Regions from separate parts of the Homo sapiens genome. Here region 1 is linked to region 2. The links are chromatin loops, found by intact Hi-C in ENCODE. Cell type or tissue: HepG2. All regions are shown on one strand. Each heading gives the region's core, and the rest is flanking DNA. Links, peaks and the distances in the headings are about the cores only. Region 1 overlaps DYNLRB2-AS1 (DYNLRB2 antisense RNA 1). Region 2 overlaps LOC105371357 (a long non-coding RNA gene).

What was found. A loop is a pair of places that touch in the nucleus more often than their neighbours do. Peaks named below come from ENCODE experiments on the same cell type or tissue, not always from the same donor. Only the 100,000 strongest peaks of a DNase experiment are listed, where the experiment ranks them.
Region 1: it touches region 2 in a loop (3-fold over the local background); 6 of 110 quality-filtered maps call a loop at or near these places.

What each region holds. Positions count from the first base shown.
Region 1 is chr16:80,456,349-80,472,505 of GRCh38, forward strand. All of the region lies in intron 2 of DYNLRB2-AS1 (DYNLRB2 antisense RNA 1), which reads right to left. Among named protein-coding and RNA genes, the nearest start is that of DYNLRB2, 77 kb to the right of the region's middle. RefSeq lists enhancers at 9,517-10,099, 10,100-10,681. In HepG2, for the core only: a CTCF peak has its summit at 10,220 (motif pointing left); DNase peaks (open chromatin) are centred at 6,743 and 10,243; H3K27me3 peaks cover 344 bases.
Region 2 is chr16:80,086,403-80,102,559 of GRCh38, forward strand. All of the region lies in intron 2 of LOC105371357 (a long non-coding RNA gene), which reads left to right. It overlaps LOC105371358 (a long non-coding RNA gene), which reads right to left. Exons shown (of 4, transcript XR_933777.4): 3 at 10,817-10,938. Among named protein-coding and RNA genes, the nearest start is that of LINC01228, 270 kb to the left of the region's middle. In HepG2, for the core only: no CTCF peak of the experiment used is centred there; no DNase peak of the experiment used is centred there.

The sequences.
Region 1 (16,157 bases), core at 5,561-13,560, 370 kb after region 2:
TGATGCGGGCGGATCACCTGAGGTCAGGAGTTCAATACCAGCCTGGCCAACATGGTGAAACCACCTCTCTAGTAAAAATACAAAATTTAGCCAGGCGTGTTGGCTGCACCTGTAATCCCAGCTACTCCGGAAGCTGAGGCAGAATTGCTTAAACCTGGGAGACAGTGGTAGCAGTGATTGCAGTGAGCCTAGATCGTGCCACTGCACTCCAGCTTGGGTGACAAGAGTGAAGTTCTATCCCCCCAAAAAAAAAAAAAAGTTAAGTGAGGTCATAAGGGGGAACCGCTGCTCTGATAGAAGTGGTGCGCTATAAAAGGGAAAGAAACACTAGGGCTCTCTCTCTTCGCCATGTGAGGATGCAGCAAGAAGGGGGCTGTCTATCAGCCAGGAAGAAAGTCCTCACCAGAAACTGAACTCTGCCAAAACCTTCATCTTGGACTTTCCAGCCTTCAGGACTCCAAGAAAATATATTTCTGTTGTTTAAACCACCTACTCTGTGGTATTTTGTTAGAGCAGCCCAAGCCAACTAACACAAAGATGTAAAGCATACAGGCATTCTCACTGGATTTGATTTTCCAAATACAAACTCGGCTTGTTCAAAATGACATAACAGTCAAACACAGGTCTATGGAAATCCAAAGCTAAGGCTGGGTTGCTAAGACAAAGATGCAGCCTTTAAAATAAGAACTAAAAAAAAAAAAAGCACATTCAAAATTCAACTCTGAATTCAACTCTATCCATGTGGCCTTGGGCACGTTGTGTAAGCTCACTGAATCTCACTTTCCTCATCTATAAATCTCTCATGGGTTCTAAATGAGGTCACTTGTAGTGACATGGAGAACGGACCACAGGTTTTGTTTCCTCTCCCTTCCCTCCGCTGTCATAGTCTTTGGCATTGAAGCTTAAGGTTGAAAGAGAGAGAAAGGTTCTTTGGACACAAGCACTTATGCCAAGTGTGCTAAGAAGAGGTTAATTGTGACACACTCCTCCCACCTTGCCCACCCAACAGCCATCTAGTGCCTCACTAGCTACCCATGTCAAAGGCTGAGCTGAATTGGGAGCAGGTGGACACGAGCAAACAGGTTAAAGCACACAGGGAAACCTAAGTGTCTCCAAGCTCCTGTGGAGGGATGAGACAGCCAGTTGAGCAGCCACTCTTTCATCTTCACTGTCTTGGCCTTGGTTAGGGTTGGAATATATAATTTGGACCAACTTCAAGACTGTTTTAACATTCTCATGGAATCTATTTGTGTACATGATTAGCCAAACATAAAAGCTATTAGAGAAAGATTTTACCACTCCTTCCTTCTACTCTGAAGAACACGCCAGGGTTAATTACAAGATTATTCCAACAGCATACAACATAGCACACAGTAGATGCTCAACATATACCCCCTTTCCCCTTTTTCTCTGTCTTATTGTAACCACCCCATGGATTCTTGCCTGCCACATAGATAAAGCCAATTCACTGAGATAATACTGTTGCAGTCAAGAAAGAGTTTAATTGTTGCAAGGCAGCTGCGCAACAGGAGGAGAGATATTTCTCAGATCCATCTCCCCAAGAGCTCAGAGGCTAGGGTTTTTTAAGGATAATTTCGTGGGCAGGAAAGTAGGGCATGGGTGCTTCTGGTTGGTTGAGGATGGAATCATAGGAGTGTCAGAGCTGTCTTTGTGTGCTGACTCAGTTCCTGGGTAGGGGTCACTGGTCAGGGTGACATTGCTTTTTCTACCAGAAGGCAAGGTCTGAAAAATATCTCAAACACCAGTCTTTGGTTTTACAATAGCAATGTTATCTATAGGGGCAATTAGGGAACTTACAAATCTTGTGACCACCAGCCATGTGACACCTGAGCAGTCAACAAGTAGGAAGCAATGACTAGTTATCATTTAACTATGCAGATGTCTTAGCCAAATTCAGGCCCATCCCATAATTCTAATCTTGTGACCTTCCATTGGTTTTACAAAAGTGGGTCCACAAACAAGAAGTGGCTAGTTTTGGGAAGAGCTATTATCATCCTTAAGGTTAAACTATAAACTACATTTCTCCCATAGTTAAGTTAGCCCATGCCTAGGAGTGGGCAAAAGGAGTTAGCTTGTGAGGTTAGAAGCATAGAGTCTGCTATGTCAAATTTCTCTTACTGCCATAATTTTTGCAAAGGCAGTTTCATTATTACACTCCCAAGGTTTCAGAAATCTCGAAATTGGAAGAGAGGCAGCCAGCATGTATGGAGCAAGCACAATGGTGCCAAGCCTTTCCCAAATTCTCTCATTTATGCCTTACAACTCTCCCACCAGGAAGGTACTGATGAGAAAACCAAGGTACTGATGAGAAAACCAAGATGTCAGAAAAGGGAAGTGACCTGACCCTAGCTTCATAGTCCTCGTTTTTGCTCGTGCCCAAGTCTTCCCTGGTTCAAACTCCAGACTCTTTCGCGCACCCTCTTGTGATGTACCTGGAACTTGGAGTCTGGCTTGGGTTGTTTCATTCCATGCCCTGACACAAAAATTAGCCAGAAAAGGACAAAATCCCCCAGAATACTTGTATCCTGGAGTCCCAACTCACCAACTCAGACAGACCTAAAGGGAAAATGTTTGCAAGAGTGATACAAGGACCCAAGGAGAAAGGAAGGGGCCAGGAACAGACTTGGAAATAGAGGCCAAGCTTCTAATATAGAATAAACTAGCAATTTTCTGTGAGCTGCTGATTAAATACCTACCTCCCTCAGAGCCTCAGTATCCCCATCTGTAACATGACAAGGTGGTTGATTAAAGTGGTTGCAAGCCTCTAGCTCGAACACTTTATCATTGGCTCAGTTTTCTAGACACACAGAGCCGAAAGCTTTGGAGCCTACATTTTTCAGATAATCAGCTCAATTCACAATTCTACCCATACACACAGCCAAAACAACAGAAGCAATGGGCTTTCTTAAGGAAGTTGAATGGAGACCTGCAGAATACAGTCCCCAGTAAAGAGAAACACTCCAGCCAAATGCAGATCAGATTCTCAAATGGAAAATCACATTCCACAGGTTCCTGGAGGAGGAGGATAGGGGAGGAAGCTGCTGCTTCCAATAAGAGCTTCATTCCAGAAATCCCACATAATGGCCTCCCAAGCGCCCTGGTGTGATAAAGAGATGACTATTCCAGTTGAGAGAATCAAGTCCTCAGGGAAAGGTGGGTGGAGGACCAGGGAGGGCTCTTCCAAGAGAGGTTGAGCTCAACTCTTTAAACTGGAATATTGACTCTTCTGTTTCCAGTGTGATGATTTGAACCTGGTGAATACCTCATCCCTGCCAAAAGCCTGTCGCAATTAAGTATGTTTTCAATTGGGAAATGGAAGCGTATCAGACCTGGCAGGAAAACCAGAGAGCAAATCTTTATTAGGGCCTTGGGGCTCATACCAATATCTGGGACTGTCACCATCCCCACTGCCAACAGAAGGGAACATTCTCCCTGCCTCTGAAACTCAGAATTTGGAATCAGAAGACACCAAGACTATTTTTATTTCTCAGTAAACTTCCAGGTGAAAAAAAATAACAAAACATACTCTGCTTTTTCATTTTCAATTGGAAATTAAAAGTATAAGCAATTCCTCCATGTTTGTATTACTCCTTCTTTGAAGGTTTTCCTGCTGTTCCCCATCTCTGAGCACTATGACCCCCAACTCAGGGCCCTGCTGGGCAGAGCTGAACACTTCTCTATGTCACCAACACCGTCCCTATCACATCCTCCTAGCACGACACATGATCACATAAATTGGCATGTCTTCATGTGCCTGATTCCTCCTGAACTATTCTCCTTCCGCCCGCCTTATTCCTCCCTCCCTCTGTTAAGCACCAGAAACAAATGTGACCTAAAAGGAAGGCCATGAGCCTGGAAGTCGGGTAGAGATGGTTCTAACCTCAGCCATACTGTGACTCACTCTGGACTAAATGGTTTTACATCACTATGACTTTCTTCATCAGTAAGATAGAGGAATAAATACTTCATCACAGGCTTCTTTGGTTAGTTAAATGGAAAAAAAATGTATGACAAGAGTCTAATATATGGCAATCACAAGTTGTTCTGTCTCTTTCTTCTTTCTTGTTCTCCTACCTCTTCCAGGTACACCGTTTCTGTGGAAAGACTATCACTACAGCCCAGAACTCTGGTGGGGCATGGAGAGGAACCCGTGAGAGCATGTCATGGAGGGAAATAATGATTTTCATTTTCACCTGTGCCTGACTCAGTGTTCATGCAGCAAAGAACAGAGGATTTAAGTGTCCTTGTCTGGTCTCCAGGAAATTCCCAGGAGAAAGCAAACCTGGTCTGTACTTTCTGTAGCTGCTGACTTATGAATGAATGCATGCCCTTCAAAAAGTATTTTTTAAAGGTTTCATTTTTTTCCAAAGCTATTGACTTACAACTGGTATCTGGCTTTGACTCCAGAACAGGTGGCTTTAGGGAAGATTCCTGGAAGACAAAGACATGACACCCAAACCTAGAACTTGGTTTTGAATAATTAGAGATAAGGTCAGAGAAGGGATGGCATCCTCAGATAGAGGAAAGGGGATTATTTGACAAAAGTGTAGAGGAACAGAATAAACCTGGGGACCCGAATGTGGGGTTAGGAAGTGGTGAGGGATAAAAAGGTCCCATCTATCACCAAAGCTGGCATAGAAAGGGTGCTCAAACAAAAGGGAATCTATTAGAAAATGAACTAACCAATCTAAAAGGGCATAAGTAGGGTTGCTTAAAACCTTCTACATCCAGTACTCTGATCCTCTTCAACTCTTGCCAGAATCCAGAGAGAGAGAGAGGATACCCTAGCTCTGTTTCCTGCCAGTATGTCTGTTAAACCAGGGCCTCTGCCAGGTGAGTCTCGCTGCTGTGGAATGATATCCTGGGATGCAGAGTTGCCAATGTGTACCTATTCATTTGCACTGAGAGAGAGGCACACCTCATGTCAGGACCCTCACAGATCCAAATGGTTTAGGGAAGCAGATTCTGAATCAAACCAAGCTCCTCTGCACAACCAGCCACCACCACTTGGCCATACCTGTAGCTGTGGAGTCAGGACTCTCTTTGGAGTCTTACAAAGGGAGAACAAATTGAATAAAGATTAAGGAGTATGAGCAGTGATAGGGTTTGCCTCTGTGTCTCCGCCCAAATCTCACCTCAAATTGTAATCCCCACTTATCAAGGGAGGGACCTGGTGGGAAGTGATTGGCTCGTGGGGGGCAGTTTCCCCCATGCTGTTCTCATGACACAGAGTGAGTTCTCATGAGATCTGACGGTTTAAAAGTGAGACACTTCTTTATTCTCTCTCTCCTGCCGCCATGTGAATAAGGTGTTTGCTTCCCCTTCACCTTCCACCATGATTGTAAGTTTCCTGAGGCCTCCCCAGCCATGCAGAACTAAGTCAAACCTCTTTCCTTTATAAATTACCCCATCTCAAGTGGTTCTTTATAGCAGTTTGGAAACAGACTAATACAAGCAGTATTCTTGCCCACCCCTAAATGTACAAGTGTCCCAGGGCAGCACTCAGGCACCTGTTTTAAGAACCACCTGACCCATCTCTGCACCCAGCTATGCTGACTTGGGAGGCAGGAACAAGCCCAAATCCTGGCTGGTCCTCATGACTTTGATCCTTCAAAGCTTGCATTTAAGAAAAAAAGAAAGAAAACATGGAAAGGCAGTTAGGTTTCCATTTTCCGTTGTGCCTGATGTAGTGTTCATGCAGCAAGGAACAGACAGTTTAAGGGACCTTGTCCGGTTTCCAAAGAATTCCCAGATGCAAATTTCCCAGGAGCAAGCAAACGTGGTCTTTACTTTCTGTAGCTGCTAACTTATGAAGGAATGCATGCTCTTCAAAAAATATTTTGTAAAGATGTTCTTATTTTTTCCAAAGCCATTGACTTACAACTGGCATCTGTAGGCTACCAAAAGTAATTATAATAAATGAAGAGAAACTAGAGAAATGTTGCACAGGAAAGGGGAAATAAAAAGGAAATTTTATATACACGTACAAATGCATGTAGATGCGTGTATGTACATATGTAAATTCATTTTGTTTTCAAATTTAATGTCAAAACAGCTATAATTGCTCATTCTCCTTGTGTCAGGGGAGGAGGGATCATGTGCTCAGATGTCACCAAATGCTTCTTAAGTTCTCAACTACAAAGGACATTTTCCCTGCTCAATTTCATTATGGGAACATAACTTTACTGTCACCAACCATACAGGGAAAATCAGGTAACAAAAGAAGGAAGGATTGTGTCATTGTTGTTGCTGCTGCCGTATACAAAATATACAGTGATCGCAGAAAACCTCAAAAATATACACTCGTGAGAAAGACAACACAGAATCCTGCCACCCAGATGACTGCTGTTCACATGCTTGGTGTACACCCTTCAAGATTTCCCCCCTGCACCCAGGCACACACCTATACATTATAAACACATATACACATATGTGTGCATGTAGACATTCACATGGGCATAAGTACTATTGTCCCTGACACTTTTTTCTTCAGAATTGTGGCACAGATTGGAGGACCCCTAGGACACAGACAGGGCATCACCACCCACTGATGGTAACTGTGAAATATCTAGAACAGGGGCCCTCACAAGTTTTTCTGTAAAAGGGCAGATGATAATTATTTTACGCTTTGCAGGCCAGAGGGTCACAACTACTCAATGCTGCTATTATACCTGGAAAAGCAACCATCGATAATACGTGAGCAAATAGCTGTGGTTGTGTTCCGATAAAGCTTTATTTACAGAGCAGGAGGCGGGCTGGTGGCCCAAGAATAGTTTGCCACTCCCTGGTTTAGAACATACCATAAACCAAAAAGAGTCAAGAGAGCAGGAGACAGATTGAAGTGCATCCCTCACTGAAGAGCAAATTTCTTTTCCGTGGTCTGTGCTAGTCTCTTGCAGCAACCGTTTCTGCTTTAATGTGCATCCTCTGATACAATAATGACTATAGATAATTAGATTAAGTGAAGTTCACCCTTGTCCCAAAACAAGCTTTTTGAGACAGCAATTTCACTCCCTTTTTCTAGCTCCAGTTTCAGGGAGGGAGCCAGAACAGAAGTCACACTGACATGTCACAGGAATGCAGCAAGGTGAGGCCAGGGTGGCGTTCACTCATGTAAAACACCCTGGATCACACACCATCAGTAAATGATTTATTAAAAGCTACAAGATAAACACCGATAAAGTCTTCAGATACAGAGGCCCATGACATCTGCACAGGATGAGAGAATCAGAATGATTAATAGGGAAGGAGACAGGCTGGAAATACAGAAGACCTGCACCACCTGTGGGGAAGATCCTGGAGAACACATTTCCCACCTGCAAACAGCCTTCCAACCTCAGGCAATAAAATACACCTCTAATAACAAAAGCCATTTTGCACTATTTTCCCCCCTAGGTTTTGAGATGTAGCTCCTAAGTCCTTCATAGTGTTCAGATCCGTACCGACACAGCCTATTCTCAACAGTCACCTGACAGGCAGGGAGACCCTGCTTCTCCCGTTGAATCTTAATGACCAAGCAAATCTTAATGCGCAGCTCCAGCCGGGAGGTTTTGCAGATGCACATCCTGCACCCTCTGAGTCGCCCTCTCTCCCTGGATGAGCCAGGCCTTTCAAGGATCAGTGCCTGCACTTAACTCAATGTTCTGCTCAGCTGCTCACTCCAACCTTGCCCTTTCTTGCAGCTTCTGCAGAGATCCAAGATGTCTTCTGGGAATTTCAGCCAACAAGGGGAAATGACACTCCAATTAAACCTTCCTCTGTGATTTTCTGTTTCTTCCCACCTCACACCCATGTGCACACACTCAACCACACTTGTTTTCTACTCAGTTACCTATGGAAACACAGTCTTTTTGTGCCTGCCTCGGTGTTGGTTCCTGGAGATAAAAAGATTAATAAAATACAGTTGGTGACCTTTAATACCTTGTAGCCTATTGGGTAAGAATGATATGGACATAGAACACTCAACATCATGCAATCATGTTGTCGTCATGGTGTGTAAAAAGTACTACAGATCCAAGGATAAACAGACACAGGCACACACAAAAATGCAATAGCAAAAAGTCTGCAAGGAAGGATTGGAAATAGATAATGGTAAATGCCCCCTTCCCATTCCAAAAAAGGGTGTGGGAATGTGGATTAGATGAAGAAAGAGGTGGAATGTCTGTCATGTTTGGGTGTTTTGGTTTTGGTTTTGCATTAAAAATGTATTATACTTAGTGATATTATTTCTACTACCATGTAATTTAATTCTAAAATCCTCTAATTGCAGTTGAGCCAGGAGAAAGGTAACAGCACCTAGGGGACAAAATTCAAGGAGGCATTTGCTCCTGGAGGGATGGAGGTGTAGGGCTGGCTAAAGTAGCACAGAGAAGAGAGCAAGGAACGGTGGGAGCTTGGGAAAGACCTCAGAACAGGGCCATGTTGGAGCTGGGCCTTGCAAATTGGGAGAAAGAGAGAGATGATCCTGGGAGAGAAGAGAGATGATTTGGCAGAGAGAGCAGCATGGGGGAAAGGCAGGGAAGTACAATGGAGGATGATGAGTAATTATGAATGCCAAGGACAGAGAATGTGGGGTGAGAAGGAGAAAGAAAAACACACATATGAATACTTGCACACACACACTCATACATACACATGCCCAGATAGCATTTTCATTAAAGGGTCAACTTGTATGCTCACCAGCAGTATCTAAAATGAGATTGAGTGGCTGGCTGCCCCAGCCTCATGGTTCCAGTCCAGATGCCCTCAAGAAGCTCAGTATTATTGCTTTACTCTAAATCGTGTCTATATCTTGATGGATCTTGAGATCCATTCCAAGGGTGCCACTTAGACCTCTTGTCTCTCCTTCCTCCATCCCTTCCTTGAGTTGCCCTCTTCTAGGGACCATTTGACAAAGCTAAGTCACATAATAAAATTTTCTACTAAGTATGCCAGACATCGTTCCTAGTGCCTCACCTATATTATCTCATTTATGTATCACAAAAATCTAACATGTACATAGTTATTATTACCATTTTATAGACAGAGCAACTTGGGGTCAGAGTAATTAAGTCGCTTAACCAGAACACAGAGGAAAGAAATGAGAAGGCCAGGCCTCAAAGCCATACCAGCTGATGCCAAATGGGGGTATTTGGTTTTTTGTTTTTGTTTTGAGATGCAGTCTCTATCACACAGGCTGGAATGCAGTGGCACAATCACAGCTCAATGGAGCCTCGACTTCCTGGGCTGAAGCGATCCTCCTACCTCAGCCTCCCAAGTAACTGGGACTACAGCCACAGACCACAACACCTGGCTAATTTTCCTATTTTTTCTAGAGATGGGGTTTCACCATGTTGCCCAGGCTGATCTTGAACTCCTGGGCTCAAATGATCCTCCTACCTCAACCTCCCAAAGCGCTGGCATTACTGGCGTGAGCCACCATCCCCGGCCTCATGCCTAACGTTATGCTAACTATTGTGCTATCCTCTGCAGTTAATTACAGAAAACACCTGCACAAAAATGCGTGGCAGTCAATGCAGTAGAGAAGAGATAAAGACCTAACTTGGGGTTTCTGAACAAATAGTCCCTGTCCATAGACCATGAGCAAAGGTGGACGCAAACAGCCCTGACAAGTGAGCGGTTCTAAAGGCGTGCAACCTGCAGCTGTCAGTATCAGGTAAGTTGTGGAGAATTACCTCGAAGGTGGCTAGGGTTGAATCCTGGTATCCTGTCTCTGTAAGGAACCAGAGGATGTTGCCTACAGCCTGTTTCTGCTCTCAGGCCATTCTCTTTGCACTTCAAATATCGTGGGGAAGGTGTTTTGCATTCATGTTACGGAGGGTAATTGTTGTGAGTTCATCTATCAAAAAGCCACTGATGGGTACATTTACATAAGAAAGAGAGAAATGAAAGTCAACGAAAGCCCAAGTCTCAGTTGTTTGACTTCTGTGCGCCACAGGGCACAGTTCTCCAAAAACAGACCGAACTGTGGGCAAAGGACAGCTTAGCTGTTTAGAAGTAAGGAAAGCCTTTCCTTTGGTCAACCCTGATTATGCTCTATAGGGGCATTAGGTTACCACTGAGAAACTGTACTGTCCTACCCTCATCCCAAAGATGGGGACTCCGTGATCTGACAGAGCCCTCTGCCTGTCGGGGAGACCTGGCCGTGAGAGCAGGGCACCCGGGCCCTGAAACCGCAGGGATGGGGGTGCACGCCGGGCCATGACAAAGGAAACAGCGCCATCTTGTGGCTCCAGGAGAGATGAGCTACACTTCCCGCCCATTGTCTCACGAGGGCACGTAGTTAACTTACCAAGAAGAAATTTGAAATTTGGAAAACAGAAGTCAACCGTGCCTTTATGGACAGCATGGTAGGCAAAACCTGGCCCAGTCCCATTTTGTCTGATCTGTGGCTAAGGGAGAGAAATGGCAGTGTGTTAAGGGTCGTCACCACCAAATGTAGGCGCTCCTGGGGACAGCAAAGCATTCCCTCACTTGGCATCAGGAGGGACCGGTCCTTGACCCAAGCACAGATCCTTTCGGGTGCAAAAAGAGGACCAAGATAGAGGTCATGGATTACGTTCTGGATGTTGGTGACAATGGCTGCAAATAAAAAGCACTTAAGATTTGCGAGGCACTCTGCATGCATTAATGAATAATTAATAATTAATGAACTAATACTTAAGGAATAATTAAACAGTTGCTTAAAATTAACCCTCATAGCAACCCCAGAGGAGGTAAGGTGCTAGTACTATCTCCATTTTTCAGATGAACAAACTAAGTCCCTCGGAAACAATGCAGAGTACCCTGGGCTAGGTCACCCAGGTAGCTAGGATGACAGCCAAAATTAAAACACAAGCCTGTCTAACTCGAGTCTCATGCCCTGAAGTTACTTCTACAGTTTCTTACATGATGCTCCAGAAACCAGCTACACTGGATACACACAGCATGTATACTGAAATACAAAAATATCTCACCCTACCCTAAACATACCGAGTCAGAATCCCTGGGTGGGTGTGAGAATTGGCACTTTAGCAAGTTCCGCAGGTGATGAGATACCCAGCCCACAGGTGCCCTGGCTAAACTGTGTCTCCCAAAGTTTGTGTGTTGAAGCCCTAATCCCCAGTATGATGGTATTTGGAGATGGGGCCTTTGGAACTGCTTCTTTTGGATGAGGTTATGGTGGTGGTGCCCACATGATGGGATTAGCACCCTTATAAGAAGAAATGACCTACTGGGTGAGGTGGCTCACTCCTGTAACCCCAGCACTTTGGGAGGCCAAGGCGGGCGGATCATGAGGTCAGGAGATTGAGACCATCCTGCCTAACACAGTGAAATCCTGTCTCTACTGAAAATACAAAAAAAAAATAAATAAATAGGCGTGGTGGCGGGCATCTGTAGTCCCAGCTACTCGGGAGGCTGAGGCAGGAGAATGGCGTGAACCCGGGAGGCGGAGCTTGCAGTGAGCCAAGATCGCGCCACTGCACTCCAGCCTAGGCGACAGAGCGAGACTCCATCAAAAAAAAAAAAAAAAAAAAAAGAAAGAAGAAATGACCAGAACTCTTTCTCTTTCTACCGTGCAAAGACATATCAAGAAAGCAACTGTCTGCCAGCCAAGAAGAGGGACTTCTCTGAAAACCAGCCATGCTGGACCTTGATCTTGGACTTCCAGAACTGTGAGAAATAAATTTTTGTTGTTTAAGCCACCCAGTCTATGGTATTTTGTCATGGCAGCCCGAGCGGATTAACGCACCAGGATACATATCCGTGGGCCAGGTCATGCGAGCTCATCAGTAAATATGCCTGTTATATTAATGAACAACCAAGAGATTTCAACACTCTGGCCCTTGGAAGAACTGTGCCAAGGACACATGTGTACTATTTCCAGGATTTAGCCTCTTTTCCAACCTACCTCAAGGTGACATTGCCTTGGAATCTGTCTTCCAAATGTAAGAAGAACGGCCTCCTTCCTACATCACTAAAGATTCACGGGGGAGGGATTCCAAAAGCAGACGTGATAACCTGGTGTAAATGTGCAGAAATGGGAAGAGTAATAGGAGCTTTGCTTTGTGTAGTGCCTTACAGTTTTCTGGCACATGTGATTTCTTTAGATAGCTGGACTTTTCCCTGTGAGGTAGAGAGGCCATATAATTATGACCTTGGTTTACCAGATTATAAAGCAAAGACAAATGGAATCGCAGAGCCCTGCCCGTGGTCACCCACTAACGACATGGAGAACTCAGCCTAGTTGGAAGTGCAAGTAAGATAACAGAAAAACATGGGCTGATCAGGAAATAAAATTAGAGGAGTCGCCATAGCTTGGAAGAGGGGTTTGTCTATCAGGATGCTTGCAGCAAGAAAATTCAACCCAGATGCTCAAATGACAAACAAGAGGCCTTAATAACAAGATGACATACAAGGCATGGGCAGGGATCCGGGAACAAACACAGAATGGGGTGCCCCTTGGGATCAGCAACAGGGGAAAACTGTTCCCTCTCCCAAGACTAAAATAGCAAGAAGAGGAAGAGATGGTGTTATGAACCAAGAAGATGGGCAGGAAGTAAAATAAATAAGCCAAAACAAGGACACCAAAAGACAGGCTCTGTTTTTAGACAACCATTTCTCCAAAAACCAGTCACTCCATATTCACTTGAGCGGGAGGCCTGTTTTCTAAGAAACAAGTCAATCAATGGCCTTTGAATGGGTCTTCCCGAGGAAGCCTGTTTCTCAACCTCAGTCATGCTGGGAGTGGGTAGGGGGTGGTCACTCTCCAGTAAGATGCAGGGACAGATCTCCTGGACCACTGAGTCCCTGGTCTTCCTTCAGCCCAGCACACTTGTGTGAAGTGGGAAATTCAACACCTGAGAAGTAGAAATAACACGATAGTTCTTTATAGACTCCCCAGACTCTATTTCAACAGAAAAAAAATTAAAAAGAATATCCCTACTGCTCATAGATTGTTTACTACTCTGTCAAACATTTCTTGATATATTCTTTCCAGTTATGCAAAGCTTTTAAACACAAGGATGCAATATTTTATAAGTATGTGTAAGGCAGGGCTTCTCAACCTTGGCCAGATCATTCTTTGCCATGGGAGGCTGTGTGGTGTACTGTGGGGTGTTAGTAGCATCCTTGGCCTCGACCCAGTAAATGTCAGTAGCATATCTCTCCCCCTCAGTTATGACACCCCAAAATATCTCCAGACATTGCCAACCATCCCCTTAAGGGCAAAGTCACTCCCTCTCTCCTAGTGAAGTCCTGTTCTAAGTGACCCCAATTTGATGAGCTGAATTCTTCCATTAACAATGAGAGGGCCAGGGTTAGGGTGAGGTGAGTGATGATCTTAAGACCCTGTCTTTATTTAAATGTTGATGTTTTGTTGAACATGGATTTTTTTGGCATTAAATTTTTTAAAGATTGCATTAAAATATTATCTTCACTATTGAGTGTTTTTCATGACCCCTTAAATTTTGCATTTGGAACAAGTGCTTCACTTGCCTCCCTTAGTCCCAGTCCTGGGCAAGGTACCCCTGGAGCCGTGAATACCAGGAAACAAAGTTCTTCTGCTTCCCTCTCATTCATTCATTCAGTCAGTCATTCAATTTTCCCAAGTCCCCCTAGTATATAACTAGCTCATTATTTGCAATAGCTGTATAACAACTCAAAGTATGGGTCACCATAATTTCCATGACAATTCCTACATAATAAAAATGAGGAATAGGCCCGGTGTAGTGGCTCACACCTGTATTTCCAGCGCTTTGGGAGGCCAAGGTGGGTGGATCACCTGAGGTCAGGAGTTCCAGACTAGACTGGCCAACATGGTGAAACCGCATCTTTACTAAAAATACAAAAATTAGCCAGGCATTGTGGTGGGTGCCTGTAATCCCAGCTACTTGGGAGGCTGAGGCAGGAGAATCACTCGAACCCAGGAGGCGAAGGTTGCAGTGAACTGAGATCGCGCCACTGCACTCCAGCCTGCGCAACAAGAGCGAAACACCATCTCAAGAAAAAAAAAAAAAAAAAAAAGGTATAAATAGAACTGCATTAGATGCCTCATAAAAAGCATCTTAGAAGGAAAATACTAAGAACCAAGGGATCAGTTACCAGGTAAAGCAACAGTCCAGGGCGGACACGACTGTGACTCAGACTAGGTATGGGCTGTGGACATGGAAAGAAATGTGAAGATTAAAAAGATAGAGTCAACAGATATTGGTGGTGAACTGAATGTAGGGAATGAAGATGAGAAGTTTGTCAAAGGTAAGTCCCAGCTTTCTAACACGAGTAACTAGGTGCAGGTCATTACAGGTGATGAAATGGAGAAGCCTCAAGAAGGAGCAGGGTGGGAGTAACCATGCAGAGGAGTAGGGTGGGAGGAACCATGTGTCAGGGATCACAAGATGAGCTTGGCAGTGAGGGGGAAAAGGGGTGGCTGGGGTGCATCCACGTGGAGTTCTCAAACATGGAGACTGGCCTGGAGATGCAGCTGCAGGTGTTAGCAGCATTTAGATCATACCTGAAGCTGTGGAGTGCATGAGCTTTCCTATGGAGGAAGGAGAACCACAAGACGGTCTGGGACCAAGCCCTAAGGGACTCTCCTACTTAAAAGGCAGGTAGAATCAACAGCAGATGCTGAAATTAGGGGGCAAAAGTATGATTCAAAACAGGATATTTGCATAATCTCAAAGAATCTTCCCCCGAGGTAATTATTAATTACAAAGGGGAAATAGTCATTTTAAAGTCGATGCTACCTTAACCAAATAATCAAAATTAATCTCACAACAATGAGACATAGTAACATCATGTGCCTCCTGATTTGATGCACTGAGAAGGACACAGCATCACTTCTGTGATTTCCTTGCCAAAAGTGCATAACCTCAGTCTAAACTAAAGCAAACATCAGCAAAACCCAAAATAAAGGTCACACTACAAAATAACAAGAGGGTACTCTTCAAGTCTGTCAAAGTCATGAAATACAAAGAAAGACGGAAGAATTGTCCCAGATTGGAGAATATTAAGATGACATGATGACTAAATGCAATGTGTAATCCCGGAATGAAGTCTGAACCAGGCAAAAGACAAGAGTGAACCAACTGAAGAAATTTGAATAAGATCTGCCGATCAGTTATGAGTGTCAATACCAATTTCCTGGTTTTAAAAATTATACTATGGCTATGTAGAATGCTAACATTCCAGGAAGATAGACGAAGGGCAGATAGGAATTCCCTTGTAAAACTTTTGCAACTTTCTTGTAAGTCAAAATAAAGAGTTTTTAAAATATAGGTAGAGGAGGAGGACCCAGCAAGAGACAAAAATAGTGATCAGAGAGGAAGATGGGGATGGCATTGGGGAAGCCAAGCAAAGAGCCACATTAAGAAAAAAAAAATGGGTATTCAATAAAGTTAAATGTTGCTGAAAGTCAAATAAAATTCAAATGAGTCTCTTGGATTTTATCTCCTTTCTATATACTTTTTATTGAGGTTTAATATAAAAAAAGAAAAGTTCAGAAATCACAAGTGAATACCTACGTATAAAAACACCCAATTCAAGATACAGAACATTAACACCACCAAAAAGCCATTTCTGTACTATCTGTTATTGTCCTTCCTTTCTACAAAAGTAATGGCTGTTGTGACTTCTACCACCATGGGTTAGTTTTGCCTCTTTTTAAAAAATGGATATAGGGCCGGGTGGGATGGCTTGTACCTATAATCCCAGCACTTTGGGAGGCTGAGGCGGGAGGATCCCCTGAAGTCAGGAGTTCAAGACCAGCCTGGCCAACATGGTGAAACCCCATCTCTACTAAAAAATACAAAAACTAGCTGCGCGTGGTGGTATGCACCTGTAATCCCAGCTACTCTGGGGGGCTGAGGCAAGAGAATCGCTTGAACCCGGGAGGCGGAGGTTGCAGTGCGTAGAGTTCGCGCCACTGCCCTACAGCCTGGGTGATAGAGCAAGACTGCATCAAAAAAAAGAAAAATTGATATAAATAGGCCAGGTGCAGTAACTCACACCTGTAATCCCAGCACTTTGGGAGGCTGAGACGGACGGATCACCTGAGGTCAGGAGTTCAAGACTAGCCTGGCCAATATGGTGAAACCCCATCTCTACTAAAAAAAATAAAATAAAATTAGCTGGGCATGGTGGTGCATGCGTGTAAT
Region 2 (16,157 bases), core at 4,415-12,414:
TTATGGCTGCATAGCATTCCATGGTGTATATGTGCCACATTTTCTTAATCCAGTCTATCATTGTTGGACATTTGGGTTGGTTCCAAGTCTTTGCTATTGTGAATAATGCCACAATAAACATACGTGTGCATGTGTCTTTATAGCAGCATGATTTATAGTCCTTTGGGTATATACCCAGTAATGGGATGGCTGGTTCAAATGGTATTTCTAGTTCTAGATCCCTGAGGAATCGCCACACTGACTTCCACAATGGTTGAACTAGTTTACAGTCCCACCAACAGTGTAAAAGTGTTCCTGTTTCTCCACATCCTCTCCAGCACCTGTTGTTTCCTGACTTTTTAATGATTGCCATTCTAACTGGTGTGAGGTGGTATCTCATTGTGGTTTTGATTTGCATTTCTCTGATGGCCAGTGATGATGAGCATTTTTTCATGTGTTTTTTGGCTGTGTAAATGTCTTCTTTTGAGAAGTGTCTGTTCATGTCCTTTGCCCACTTTTTGATGGGGTTGTTTGTTTTTTTCTTGTAAATTTGTTTGAGTTCATTGTAGATTCTGGATATTAGCCCTTTGTCAGATGAGTAGGTTGTGAAAATTTTCTCCCATTTTGTAGGTTGCCTGTTCACTCTGATGGTAGTTTCTTTTGCTGTGCAGAAGCTCTTTAGTTTAATTAGATCCCATTTGTCAATTTTGGCTTCTGTTGCCATTGCTTTTGGTGTTGTGGACATGAAGTCCTTGCCCATGCCTATGTCCTGAATGGTGATGCCTAGGTTTTCTACTACGGTTTTTATGCCTTTAGGTCTAGCGTTTAAGTCTTTAATCCATCTTGAATTGATTTTTGTATAAGGTGTAAGGAAGGGATCCAGTTTCAGCTTTCTACATATGGCTAGCCAGTTTTCCCAGCACCATTTATTAAATAGGGAATCCTTTCCCCATTGCTTGTTTTTCTCAGGTTTGTCCAAGATCAGATAGTTGTAGATATATGGCATTATTTCTGAGGGCTCTGTTCTGTTCCATTTGTCTATATCTCTGTTTTGGTACCAGTACCATGCTGTTTTGGTTACTGTAGCCTTGTAGTATAGTTTGAAGTCAGGTAGTGTGATGCCTCCAGCTTTGTTCTTTTGGCTTAGGATTGCCTTGGTGATGCGGGCTCTTTATTGTTTCCATATGAACTTTAAAGTAGCTTTTTCCAATTCTGTGAAGAAAGTCATTGGTAGCTTTATGGGGATGGCATTGAATCTGTAAGTTACCTTGGGCAGTATGGCCATTTTCACGATATTGATTCTTCCTACCCATGAGCATGGAATGTTCTTCCATTTGTTTGTATCCTCTTTTATTTCCTTGAGCAGTGGTTTGTAGTTCTCCTTGAAGAGGTCCTTCACATCCCTTGTAAGTTGGATTCCTAGGTATTTTATTCTCTTTGAAGCAATGGTGAATGGGAGTTCAATCATGCATGATTTGGCTCTCTGTTTGTCTGTTATTGGTGTATAACAATGCTTGTGATTTTTGTACATTGATTTTGTATCCTGAGACTTTGCTGAAGTTGCCTTTCGGCTTAAGGAGATTTTGGGCTGAGACGATGGGGTTTTCTAGATATACAATCATGTCATCTGCAAACACGGACAATTTGACTTCCTCTTTTCCCAGTTGAATACCCTTTATTTCCTTCTCCTGCCTGATTGCCCTGGCCAGAACTTCCAACACTACGTTGAATAGGAGTGCTGAGAGAGGGCATCCCTGTCTTGTGCCAGTTTTCAAAGGGAATGCTTCCAGTTTTTGCCCATTCAGTATGATATTGGCTGTGGGTTTGTCATAGATAGCTCTTATTATTTTGAAATACGTCCCATCAATACCTAATTTATTGAGAGTTTTTAGCATGAAGGGTCGTTGAATTTTGTCAAAGGCTTTTTCTGCATCTATTGAGATAATCATGTGGTTTTTGTCTTTGGCTCTGTTTATATGCTGGATTACATTTATTGATTTGCGTATGTTGAACCAGCCTTGCATCCCAGGGATGAAGCCCACTTGATCGTGGTGGATAAGCTTTTTGATGTGCTGCTGGATTCGTTTTGCCAGTATTTTATTGAGGATTTTTGCATCAATGTTCATCAAGGATATTGGTCTAAAATTCTCTTTTTTGGTTGTGTCTCTGCCCGGCTTGGGTATCAGAATGATGCTGGCCTCATAAAATGAGTTAGGGAGGATTCCCTCTTTTTCTATTGATTGTAATAGTTTCAGAAGGAATGGTACCAGTTCCTCCTTGTACCTCTGATAGAATTCGGCTGTGAATCCATCTGGTCCTGGACTCTTTTTGTTGGTAAACTATTGATTATTGCCACAATTTCAGCTCCTGTTATTGGTCTATTCGGAGATTCAACTTCTTCCTGGTTTAGTCTTGGGAGAGTGTATGTGTCCAGGAATTTATCCATTTCTTGTAGATTTTCTAGTTTATTTGCATAGAGGTGTTTATAGTATTCTCTGATGGTAGTTTGTATTTCCGTGGGATCAGTGGTGATATCCCCTTTATCATTTTTTATTGCGTCTATTTGATTCTTCTCTCTTTTTTTCTTTATTAGTCTTGCTAGCAGTCTATCACTTTTGTTGATCCTTTCAAAAAACCAGCTCCTGGATTCATTAATTTTTTGAAGGGTTTTTTGTGTCTCTATTTCCTTCAGTTCTGCTCTGATTTTAGTTATTTCTTGCCTTCTGCTAGCTTTTGAATGTGTTTGCTCTTGCTTTTCTAGTTCTTTTAATTGTGATGTTAGGGTGTCAATTTTGGATCTTTCCTGCTTTCTCTTGTGGCATTTAGTGCTATAAATTTCCCTCTACACACTGCTTTGAATGTGTCCCAGAGATTCTGGTATGTTGTGTCTTTGTTCTCGTTGGTTTCAAAGAACATCTTTATTTCTGCCTTCATTTCGTTATGTATCCAGTAGTCATTCAGGAGCAGGTTGTTCAGTTTCCATGTAGTTGAGCGGTTTTGAGTGAGATTCTTAATCCTGAGTTCTAGTTTGATTGCACTGTGGTCTGAGAGATAGTTTGTTATAATTTCTGTTCTTTTACATTTGCTGAGGAGAGCTTTATTTCCAAGTATGTGGTCAATGTTGGAATAGGTGTGGTGTGGTGCTGAAAAAAATGTATATTCTGTTGATTTGGGGTGGAGAGTTCTGTAGATGTCTATTAGGTCTGCTTGGTGCAGAGCTGAGTTCAATTCCTGGGTATCCTTGTTGACTTTCTGTCTCGTTGATCTGTCTAATGTTGACAGTGGGGTGTTAAAGTCTCCCATTATTAATGTGTGGGAGTCTAAGTCTCTTTGTAGGTCACTCAGGACTTGCTTTATGAATCTGGGTGCTCCTGTATTGGGTGCATATATATTTAGGATAGTTAGCTCTTCTTGTTGAATTGATCCCTTTACCATTATGTAATGGCCTTCTTTGTCTCTTTTGATCTTTGTTGGTTTAAAGTCTGTTTTATCAGAGACTAGGATTGCAACCCCTGCCTTTTTTTGTTTTCCATTTGCTTGGTAGATCTTCCTCCATCCTTTTATTTTGAGCCTATGTGTGTCTCTGCACGTGCGATGGGTTTCCTGAATAAAGCACACTGATGGGTCTTGACTCTTTATCCAATTTGCCAGTGTGTGTCTTTTAATTGGAGCATTTAGTCCATTTACATTTAAAGTTAATAGTGTTATGTGTGAATTTGATCCTGTCATTATGATGTTAGCTGGTGATTTTGCTCGTTAGTTGATGCAGTTTCTTCCTAGTCTCGATGGTCTTTACATTTTGGCATGATTTTGCAGCGGCTAGTACCAGTTGTTCCTTTCCATGTTTAGCACTTCCTTCAGGAGCTCTTTTAGGGCAGGCCTGCTGGTGACAAAATCTCTCAGCATTTGCTTGTCTGTAGAGTATTTTATTTCTCCTTCACTTATGAAGCTTAGTTTGGCTGGATATGAAATTCTGGGTTGAAAATTCTTTTCTTTAAGAATGCTGAATATTGGCCCCCACTCTCTTCTGGCTTGTAGGGTTTCTGCCGAGAGATCCGCTGTTAGTCTGATGGGCTTCCCTTTGAGGGTAACCCGACCTTTCTCTCTGGCTGCCCTTAACATTTTTTCCTTCATTTTAACTTTGGTGAATCTGACAATTATGTGTCTTGGAGTTGCTCTTCTCGAGGAGTATCTTTGTGGCGTTCTCTGTATTTCCTGAATCTGAACGTTGGCCTGCCTTGCTAGATTGGGGAAGTTCTCCTGCATAATATCCTGCAGAGTGTTTTCCAACTTGGTTCCATTCTCCCCATCACTTTCAGGTACACCAATCAGACGTAGATTTGGTCTTTTCACATAGTCCCATATTTCTTGGAGGCTTTGTTCGTTTCTTTTTATTCTTTTTTCTCTAAACTTCCCTTCTCGCTTCATTTCATTCATTTGATCTTCAATCACTGATACCCTTTCTTCCAGTTGATCACATCGGCTGCTGAGGCTTCTGCATTCTTCACGTAGTTCTCGAGCCTTGGTTTTCAGCTCCATCAGCTCCTTTAAGCACTTCTCTGTATTGGTTATTCTAGTTGTACATTCTTCTAAATTTTTTTCAGAGTTTTCAACTTCTTTGCCTTTGGTTTGAATGTCCTCCCATAGCTCAGAGTAATTTGATCGTCTGAAGCCTTCTTCTCTCAGCTCGTCAAAGTCCTTCTCCATCCACCTTTGTTCCATTGCTGGTGAGGAACTGCATTCCTTTGGAGGAGGAGAGGCACTGTGCGTTTTAGAGTTTCCAGTTTTTCTGTTCTGTTTTTTCCCCATCTTTGTGGTTTTATCTACTTTTGGTCTTTGATGATGGTGATGTACAGATGGGTTTTTGGTGTGGATGTCCTTTCTGTTTGTTAGTTTTCCTTCTAACAGACAGGACCCTCAGCTGCAGGTCTGTTGGAATACCCTGCCGTGTGAGGTGTCAGTGTTCCCCCTGCTGGGGGGTGACTCCCAGTTAGGCTGCTCGGGGGTCAGGGGTCAGGGACCCACTTGAGGAGGCAGTCTGCCCATTCTCAGATCTCCAGCTGCGTGCTGGGAGAACCACTGCTCTCTTCAAAGCTGTCAGACAGGGACATTTAAGTCTGCAGAGGTTACTGCTGTCTTTTTGTTTGTCTGTGCCCTGCCCCCAGAGGTGGAGCCTACAGAGGCAGGCAGGCCTCCTTGAGCTGTGGTGGGCTCCACCCAGTTCGAGCTTCCTGGCTGCTTTGTTTACCTAAGCAAGCCTGGGCAGTGGGGGCGCCTGTAATCTGTGGGCTGATTACCTCATTTCTCTACTGGGGCCCAAGATTCCTTCCCCTTCTTCTCCCTGATTGGAATAAGTTCAAAAAAATAAAATAAAAATTTTCCATGATCCCTCCACCCGCAGGTAATGACTCTAACCTTTTAGAATATTGCCTTCTAATCGTCTAGCCAAATATAGTTTGTAATAAAATTAAGAGTCCTCTAATAGCCAGTTTTATTTCTATACATTTTCAGTTGATGCCACATGGTTTAGTTTTCCCAAGCTACTTAATACTGTTCTTTAATATCAATCTTAATAATTACATAATTGTATTATAGAACTGTATCAACATTTACTCCACAATTCCTCTCTATTCAGATTTTGTCTAACATTTTGATACAACAATTCTGCTCTATAAGGATAGACTCCTTAATGAAAAAAGAATAGACTTCTTGAATTGGAATCAATTGGTCAGAGATTTTTTATTATTTCAATGTATATATTTTTATAAATGGGCCATGTTTCTATTGTAATCAGACTTAAATCCAAACTCCTCAGAATGAAGAGCAAACACCTTCTCAAACTGATTCTTATCCCCTCATCTTTTCATTTTCATCTTTAGCCACTAAAACACACACACACACCCCCCTTTCATATTGTAGCCTTGCTAAAATGCCTGCAGACATCTCAGCATGGGTCAGATGTTCATATCAAGGCTTTTGTACATATTTCTTTGACCGTTGGGATGTACTTTCCCTCTCCTGAACTTGGCCATATTCTCATCTTTTCAAGACTCAAATATCGCCTTCTCTCTGTGAAGTTTTCTCTGAGCTTCCAGGCAAAATGAGCCATCCCCCATCTACCCACCCATCCTTGATGTTCCCATTGCAACCTGTGTGTTTAATAATAATAATTATATTGATCATAATAGTAATCAAGATGAATTGAGCCCTTATCATGTGCTCAGACAGTATTCTAAGCACTTTTTGTGGATTATCCCAGCATTCATGGCTTTGTGGTTTAATGATCAGTTAGCATGTACATCTGTTCCCCCACCCCAGCCACTGGCTGTGTCAGGGAGGGGCTGCACCTTCTTTCTCTCATTACTCCCAGTAATTCAAAATGCCTGACATGAGTAAACTGCACAGCAAATATGTCAGAAATGAATATCTGAACCAATCCTCTACTCATGACTCAGCCCGTTTAGGGCTGTGTTAAAAATGACTGGAGAGCTGGGAAAAGACTACTTGGATGCTAATCCCATGGTACACTCCCTCCAGAAACCCCCAGGCAAGCTCCGCTCCTGGCGAAAAGCTGCAAAGTAAAACCATGCAAAGTCTGGATATTCTTACAAGGCAAAGGGCCTTTCTCTTCTCTCTAGAGCACTGTTGTTTATGCTGAGGCTTTTTGTTTTTGTTTGTTTGTTTGACAGAGTTTCGCTCTTGTTGCCCAGGCTGAAGTGCAATGAAGCAATCTTGGCTGACTGCAACATTTGCCCCCCGGGTTCAAGCCATTCTCCTGCCTCAGCCTCCCAAGTAGCTGGGATTACAGGCATGTGCCACCACGCCCTGCTAATTTTTTGTATTTTTAGTAGAGATAGAGTTTCACCATGTTGGTCAGGCTGGTCTCAAACTCCTGACCTCAGGTGATCCACCCACCTCAGCCTCCCAAAGTGCTGGGATTACAGGAGTGAGACACCATGCCTGGCCTATGCTGAGGTTTTTATAAACATCATCTCATTTAATCCTCTCATTTCAGATCTTGGAGCCCTCTAGGAGACACAACCCTTTTCTTACAGATAGCTTGAAAAAACAGAAGCTCAACAATAGATACTGCTTATAACAAACTCAGAAGGCTGACCCTGTGTGCACTATTTGCCTACATTACCTGCCCCAAATTGTATTTAATAAGCCTCTGAACTCTATCACCGACAAACATAGTTTCTCTTGAGGAAAATGAGGCTCAAAATGATGAAGTGATCTCCCCAGGTTTGCCCCAAGAAAGCAGGAGTATCAAGAGGAGATGACAGGTTATTGGATTCTGCAAACTTCTCTGCCACTTCTTGATTTCAGCAGTTTCCCTGTGAGGCAAATCTCTTTTGAAATCTTACCTGCCTCTGTACAGGGAGGATCCAAGGCAACCCTGTATTAAACATCTGTTATGTGCCTTGTGCCATGCTGGTTTCTTTATAGACCTTATCTCCAGTCCTCAAAGATTCTCCTGCAAGCTAAGGTATTATTTTCTCCTGATTTAATGGATAAAGAAATTGAGACTCAAAGAGGTGACTTCTCCAAACTCACTCAGCTTGTAATATGGCAGAAGTTAAAATTTGGGCCTGGGAGTATTTGTATCCCAAGTCCAAGGTCTTCCCACTCTACCATGTCTTAAACTGATCCTCTGTGGAACATGAATGTGCAGATTGTGATGCCAGAAATTATTCTGTGCTCAAAGGTGTTGGTTAAGCAAAGATAAATTGCTTTATTAACTCTAATACTCATCAGAGCTCTAAATATACCAATGCCCACTGTGTATTTCCAAAAGCAGCTAGAGTATTCCCCTAAATTGTGAAATTATTAGATTGCAAATCCCTGTTTTTGGAAAGCATCATGTGGGAGTAATATGTGGAAGAAAACATTTGGGAAAAGGTTTTATCACACTTAGATTCTCATGCCTCAGAATTTAACTCCATTCTTGTTACCTGTTTGTTGATTCTCTTTACTTGTTCCTCTGAATGTATTAATATGCCCTGACGAGATCTTTGAACTCATCAGGGTTCCTCTGGTAGGTCCCTCATCTTCTAAGGTGACTCTTTTCTGATTGTGCTGCACGATGCACCTCGTTCCTCCAGCTCACCCCATGCCCACACACAGAACATAGCGTCAGACTACCCTGCATGTCTGATGCCTGCTCCCACTCTTAAATCAACTTACTGAACAGGATGCCCAGTGGAATTGGCTTAAATTAACAGCTGCCATGAACAGAATCCCCTTCATGCTTCTTGCCAAAATCTCTTTTTTCCCGGTTTGTAGGTTCCGTTCCCATTCCCCACCCTAATGGAAAAGATACTTCAAAATCCTGGCCCAAAACTTTCACTTGATTTAAAAGCACCATGGTGTTCCATCTGCAAAATTATAAGACCAGATCCATTAATATGCTCAGAGGAGATTGGCTTAAAAGAGAGAGAGTGTCTGTGAGCAAATTTAATCTAAGCCACAGCTTATTTAAAAACTGATAGGAACTAATTAAATTAATAAAATTTTATTGAACTTTAAAACAAAAATCAATTTTTTAAAAATCCCCCTTTCACTGAATTCAAACACAATGAAGTTCTTTTTAATTAAATTAGTTGGTTTTCTTTCCACTCATTCTGAACTCAAAATAGAAGTTCTAAATCTGAAGTTTTCTCTAGTCTCAAGTACATACCTTTTATTTGTCTATTTAAAATAAAGACAAAATCTTTGTGTGTAATACAGTTTCTTTACCTTTTAATGAAGCTGTTAAAATGTTTTATTTCATGACCTGTCAATCCAGGGGTGTGCCAGCCTTGGAGAGTAAGAAAGGACTGACTTGTGGCTTTTGCCAATTTCCATGATGTAAATACTCTTAGCATGGCTTATGATTTCTGATTTCAAGCTATAAGGCTGACTGATGATAGTGAACAGAAAGTTAGGATGAAATGCACACTATCTACTCTCATGATCTGGGAGAGCTGGCTCTGGCCAACTACTGTGTCTTCCTTTATAATCTGATTCCACTGGCATCATCCATCTAGTGTGCCTCATTCCCAGCTACACTTCATGAACATTTAAAAAGCATGACAAGTGCTTCTTGACAATGGCAGTGATTACTCCATTGGCTCAGAAATATACTTAGGTATAGGACATTATTAGATTCAGGAAATATCTCTAAATTCTGGTTTATCAGCAATCCACTAAATTATTATTATTTAACTTTCTATGGATTCAGAGATCTACTGTCTCTTTAGATTTTTATTTTTGTTTTTAAAATTAATGCTACAGTTGTTACAAGTCAAAGAAAATGTTAAATTCATTTTTCTTCACTCCACTATCCTTCCTATTCATAGTAAATCAAACTACTTCCCAAGTTTGTTTAATTCCATGAAAAAATGTTAGAACGTCAGTGAGTCTTCTTTTCTGGACTTGAGAAGTCATTTCTAGAAAAAATTATCCAGGAGTCCTGGCCAAGTATATAAAATCTTAACTATGCCAATCCAGAGAATAAAAAAAGGAATAAATAGAGGCAATTTAGAGGGAGCTAGGGCCCTAGCATTTTTGGAATGTTTACTGTAATTGTACTAAGGGTATTGCATGTATTATCACATCTAATCCTCAAAATGCTCTTTGGTGGCTATTATCATCTTTTATTTGTTAAGAGATTAAAATGCAATTTCATTACATGCCCATAGTCACACAACTAGTGAGCAGAGTGAGTAGGATTCAAATACAGTCATCTTTGATGGCCAAACCCATAATTTTTCCATGATGCTATATTATCCTTTAAAGGTAGCCTAAAGATTATTTCATCCAATTTGCCGAGTCTTCCCCTGGGCTTCTCTCTTCTCTCATCTTGTGACCTACTTATCTACCTTACCTTCACAGATTTGAGCAGATCTAATGCTCAAATCTCTAAAGCCCAATAGGGTAGAAAGCAGGTGCATTATGTCTCTCCACTCACCTCATCCAAAACTTTTCTGCCTCTGTGTAAGAACTGGGAAAGCTCTCCAAATAAAGAGAAGATTTTCTCTACCATAAGAGTAAAGACACATTCCAACAGATACTGCCTCTGTGTTGTTTCTCTGGGCAGCCTGGGTCTTTATCCAGAAAGCCAGCACCCAGCCTAAGAAAACTGATTTCTTCCACACTCTTCCCTCATTCATGCAGATGCCTGTGTACAAAACTTCTGAGGCCCATAGGTAAATTTACCCACAGCTCTTAGTTTTGCCCAGGTCTAGCATTTGGACACGATCAGGTTAGACTATTAAAGGACCCAGCATTTGGCAATCTTCTATAATATGCTGGGCATTTTACTTCCATAGGGTCACAATCCTATATGTAATTACCCATATGTTTTAGTCTCAGGACAAATTTTTTTCTGAGGTATCAAAGACTATACAAAAATATAAGGTAAAATAATAAGGCAAAAAGTATCTTAGGTCTCTGATCATGTCACTTCTCTGCTCAAAACCCTATAATGGAAGAGAAAAATCAAAGACCTCCCATGGCCTATATGGTAGATTTTATTTTTTATGGTGGCTGAAATAACATGCTCTATCCAATATCCTCTTCTGGAAGCTTCTTACTCCCTCAAAAAGAAAGGTCTGCGTTCCATCCTCTTGAAACTCTGTTTGACTTTGTGACTGCCTTGATCAATGGAGTATGGTAGAAATGACACTATGTGACTTTGGAGTCTAGGTCATACAAATGTCATGTACTTCTGCCTAGCTCTCTTGGGACACTCACTCTTAGAACCCAGCCACCACATTATGAGAAAGTCCAAGATGCCCAAGGAGAAGCATACAGCCTTTTCTGAGCTCCCAGCCAACAGCCAACACCACCTTACCAGTTGTGTAAAAGAGCTATCTTTAAAGCAGATTCTCCAACCCTGGCATCAAGCTTCTCCAGCTGATGCCATGTGCAGCAGCAATAACCATCCTTGCTGAGCACTGCCCAAACGTAGGATTGCTAGAAAAATAAAGAATGTTGTTTTCAGCCATAAAATTTGGGGATGATTTGTTACAGAGTAATAGATAACTAGAAGAGCCTACAAGATCTTATATGAGCTGGCTTCCTGTTAACTCTCAGATTTCCTCTCCAGTCACTCTGTACTCCTGTATTTAAAAAAACTTGGCAAACACAAGACCACCTTCAGACATGGGCTGTAAATGCCACACTAACCAGGAGGATAGTTAGGGGAAGAGCAATCCAGGCAAAATGTCATAGTCTTGAAAATCATTGCACAAACGTAGTGAGGTTCACACTTATTACGGTATTTTAAAAATATATGACATGCAGACTGAAATGTATACACATTGTAACTATACAACTTAATGAACTTTTACACACTGAACACATCCATGTAACCACCATCCAGATCAGAAATACATCAGTGATGTACTGAAACTCTTCTTATGACCTTATATAGTCAGCCAAAGGTAACCGTTATTCCAATTATTGATGACATAAATAACATTTGCTTAATTTTGAACATCATGTATATGGAATCATATCATATATCTCTTTTGTATCTGGCTTTATTCACTCAACATTATGTTTGTGAAATTCATCCATAATACAGTTTTTGCGACATAGAATTTCACTATATTAACACAACATTTATTTATTCATTCTACCACTGAGGGACACTTGACCTGCTCTCATTTTTGGTGATTACAAATAATGCTTCTATAAACACTGTTATTTGTGCGACTTCTAGTGTACATATAAATGCATTTTGTTGTATGTATATACCAGGAGTGAAACTGCTGGGTTACAGAGTATGTGTGTGTAAACTTTGGTAAAAGCTGAAAATGTTCCAAAGTGGCTGCTTCGATTTTCACTCCCACTAGCAATGCACGAGTGCTTCCATTACTCTGCAGCCTGGAGAATGCTTGTTATTGTTTCCATTTTAGCTTTTCTGGTGGATGAGTAATGATATTTTACTGTGGCTTTCGTTTGCTTATAACCATTTAAATATCATTTATTTTTATATTGCTTTGCCTTTTTATTGATTTGTGTGTATGTGTGTGATATAAATCCTTTGTTAGATGATTTCAAACATAATATCCATTTTATAGTTTATCTTTTCATTCTTTTAATGGATATTTAAAATATAAACAGAAGTCCTTAATTTTAATATTAGTTTATAATCTTGGCCTTTAGGGTTAGTGCTTTTTAAATTCAGCTTAAGGAATCTGTTTTTAACCCTAAGTTCATCAAGATTCTCACTTGTATTAACTCCTAGACATTTTAGTATTTTATATTTAGATCTACATGTGAAATTAATTTTTGTGTTTGTTTTCAGTTGAACATTTAGTTTTTGTCCATGTGGACAAAATTAATTGACTTGGCATCATTTATTGAAAAGCCCATTTTTTTCCGCTTCACTCTAGGGTCATCTATGCCATAAAGTGAGTGACACGTGCATGTTTCTGAACTCCCTGATAATAGTTTGGATATTTGTCCCTTCCAAACCTCATGTTGGAATTTAATTCCCCATGTTGGAAGTGGGGTCCCATAGGAGGTGTTTGGATCATGGGGGTGGATCCCTCATGAACAGCTTGGGGTGGTCCTGTGGTAAAGTGTGAGTTCTTGCACTATTACTTCATGGGAGATCTGGTTTTTTTAAAGGGGGTAGCACCCCTCCCCTTGCTGTCTCTTGTTTCTCTGTCTCCATGGGATCTGTACATTCTCAGTCTCCTTCCCCTCCCACCATGATTGGAAGCTTTCTGAGGGCCTCACCAAAAGTAGGCACTGGTCCCATGCTTCCTGTACAGCCTACAGATCCGTGAGCTAAATAAACGTATTTTCTTTATAAATTACCCAGCCTCAGGTATTCCTTCATAGCGACACAAGATGAACTGAGACACCCTCTTTTCTTTGCATCACTTTGTTATTCTAACCTTGCTTCAATACTACACTCATTTACTGTAGCTTTATAATGATTCTTGATATTTGATAGTGTACATATACTACTTTCTTTTCTCTTCTTCAAGATTGTCTTGGCTACTCTTAGCCCTTGAAAATTCTACACAAGTTTTAGAAGTTTGTCGATTTACTAACACATAGAAACCTGTCAATTGTTAAATAAAGACTGCATTGAACATATAGGTACCTTTGGAAATAATCAACATATTGCTATATGCCTCCATTTATTAAGTCTTCCTCAATTTATTTCAACGATATTTTATAGTTTTCTGTGTAGAAGTCTTACACATCTTTCATTAGGCTATTTCTAATAATTTAATGTGTGTGATGCTATTGTTAATGCCATCGTTGTCTTAATTTTATTTTCTAGTTATTTGCATATAGAAATACAACTGATTTTTGCACATTGACTTTGTATTTAGCAACCTTGATAAATTCGGTTCTTAGTTCTTATATTTTATTTGTAGATGCTTTTAGATTTCTACTTTTCAGTAATGTTAATGTCTGCTAACGATGGTTACATTCCTTTATTTCTTATTGTTGCATTTCTAAAATTTGTATTCCTTCACTTACTGAACCCTGTGATGCAACATTACATAGAAGTCACAATAGGGGACATTCTTGTTTTATTCTCAATTTCAATGGAATGCTTTAAATATTTCACCATTAAGTATAATTTTTGGTGTGGATTATTTGTTAGTTTGATTTTTGCAGATATCCTTTATCAGAATAATGCTTTTCCTTAGGTCAACTCAGCAAGTATTTGTGATTATGCATTATGTCCAGTCTCTGTCTTAAGCAAAATAATAATTTTATAATGAATAAGGCCAGGTGCAGTGGCTCATGCCTGTAATCCCAGCATTTTGGGGGGCTGAGGTGGGTGGATCACTTGAGGCCAGAAATTTGAGAGCAGCCTGGCCAACATGGCAAAACATTGTCTCTACAAAAAATACAAAAATTAACCAGGCATGGTGGCATGCATCTGTAATTTCAGCTACTTGGGAGGCTGAGGCATGAGAATTGCTTGAATCCAGGAGGCAGAGGTTATGGTGAGTCAAGGTTGCACCACTGCACTGCAGACTGGGCAACAGAGCAAGACTGTGTCAGAAGGAGAAGGAGAGGAAGGGGAAGTGGGAGGGGCAGGAGTAGGGGAAGGAGGAGAATTTTATAATGAATAAGACACTGTCCCCACTCTGAGGAATTTATCAGGGTGTAAAATAGACAAATAACAATAGAGATTGACAAAGGGAATCAGAAACACAACTTACTTGTTCAGGGAAGGTAGGGAAGGCTCTGAGAACACAAAGCATGATAGAAGAGGATCAAAGGATGAGAGAAATTATTTTCAAGCTAATAAGAATGACATGCAAGGGCTACTTCCTTAGAAACTATTTTCTGGGTCTTTGTGTATACATGTAGACCTTAGAGATAAAAGATTACCCTAGATTTCTGTACAACATCAAATTTGGATAAATCTAATATTCTCACATATTCCTAAAAGAATTTGTCATTGAAATAATAAAGAATCCTGTGGTAAATATTTTTAGTGAAAATTCCTGAGTTCTATATATTTGAGTTTTCTAAGAATATTATGTGAACCAAAATGCTGAGAAAGAAATTATGTTTTCCATCCCACAAGTCCATTGTTAGCTCTCTTTTCATTTCCTGCCTTATTTGCCAATAATACCACAGAAAATGAGGGGAAAAAATGGTTGTCTTACAACAGATAACACAGCAAGTGGTTTAGAAGTATTTACCTTCTGTAACCATGATATATACCAAGTGCTAAATAAACACTTGTTGATTTGGCTTGGCCTGGTTACAAGTGTAGCCTCCCAAAGAAAATAGTTTAGTCAGAATTATATTACCTTGAGCCAAAGGCTGCTGAAAGACATACAAATCAAAGACCAGGTGCATGGGATCTTTCAGTTTTAATATTCAAAACAGAAAACAAAAATGGTATCTGAGAGTAAGAATAGGTAGCATTTTAGAATTGGTTTCCCAAGAGGAGTCACTAGACTCATACATCATTTTGGTGACTGTTTTAACCAGAATGTCTCAAATAACTTTAGCTTTGCAAATAGATTACAAAGTTCTGTACATGTCTACCTTCTCCAGGAGAATCACAACCCTTCAAGTTCATCTCCAAACATCTAGCTTTATTTTGAAAGCAGAGAATGGAAGAAAAATGGATTCAGACCAGGGGTCACAAAAATTGAGGGGTTTTGGCTTGAAGTCTGGGGGTAAAGTTGGCATCCTATAAATATCACTTTGGGATTTATCATTGTAGGGCCTGCCAGCCAAACTTCTTAGGCCAGCATTTGCATCTCTTTGCCTAAGAGCTTTGTAGGTCAGAGTCCATTCTGCCCCAAGTGTTAAAGTGTTAATGCCCCCAGTTAAAGCACTCAACAATGACTGCTGGGTATCTGTGTATCTCTGTCAGGTGGGAACTCTAAGCAGAGTTCTACACTGGTTCTCAGAGTTCCTCAGTAGGAGTAAGCTTTTTACTCACAGAGGTAATTTGCTGTTTCACTTTCCCAATCGTCTATCTATTCATGTTTTCTGGGATCACCTCCTGGATAAACCATGTGCATGTTCATTTGAATTCTTGCCTCAGGGTCAGCTTCTCAGGCAACCCAAACTAACAGAGGTTGTTTTTGTTTTAAACAAAGACCATCATTACCCATCCCTCCCCACACCTCTTCTATTTAAGAAGATGGTGGCATCATCAAAAAAAAAATCACACACTCTCTGAAGGAGCTCACACATTTTGCAGTGGGGAACTTGAAGCAATTATCTGGACAAGTCAAGTCAAAGCTACTGTCAATGAGAATCGTGGCTTACTGGAGCACATGCATTGGTTTTTGCTTCACTTATTTGCATAATTGCCTAGATTCTCAGCTTAGTGTGTGTAGACCTGATGAAGAACAATTAATGATCTAACATGAGGGGGACCCATTTCTGTGGCTTCTGGCCAAGAGGGAGACATATCACTGTCAAAGACAGCCATCTGGGGAGAATCTCTCAGGGGGAGAATTTTCCCTTTCAATTAGGAGCAAACTAAAAACCATGATGAAAACTGCTTTTTATGAAATCAAGCCATGGAAATTAAACTTTCAGGAAAATAGTTTAAATTTTAGCCTTGGAGCCCTCTCTGTTGTTCCATTGGAGAATTTTCCAGAACGTGTCAGACTTTGCTATAAGCTTCTATAACAGGCTTGCTTTTGACGTTTCAGTGAATTCGGTGAATGTTTGTC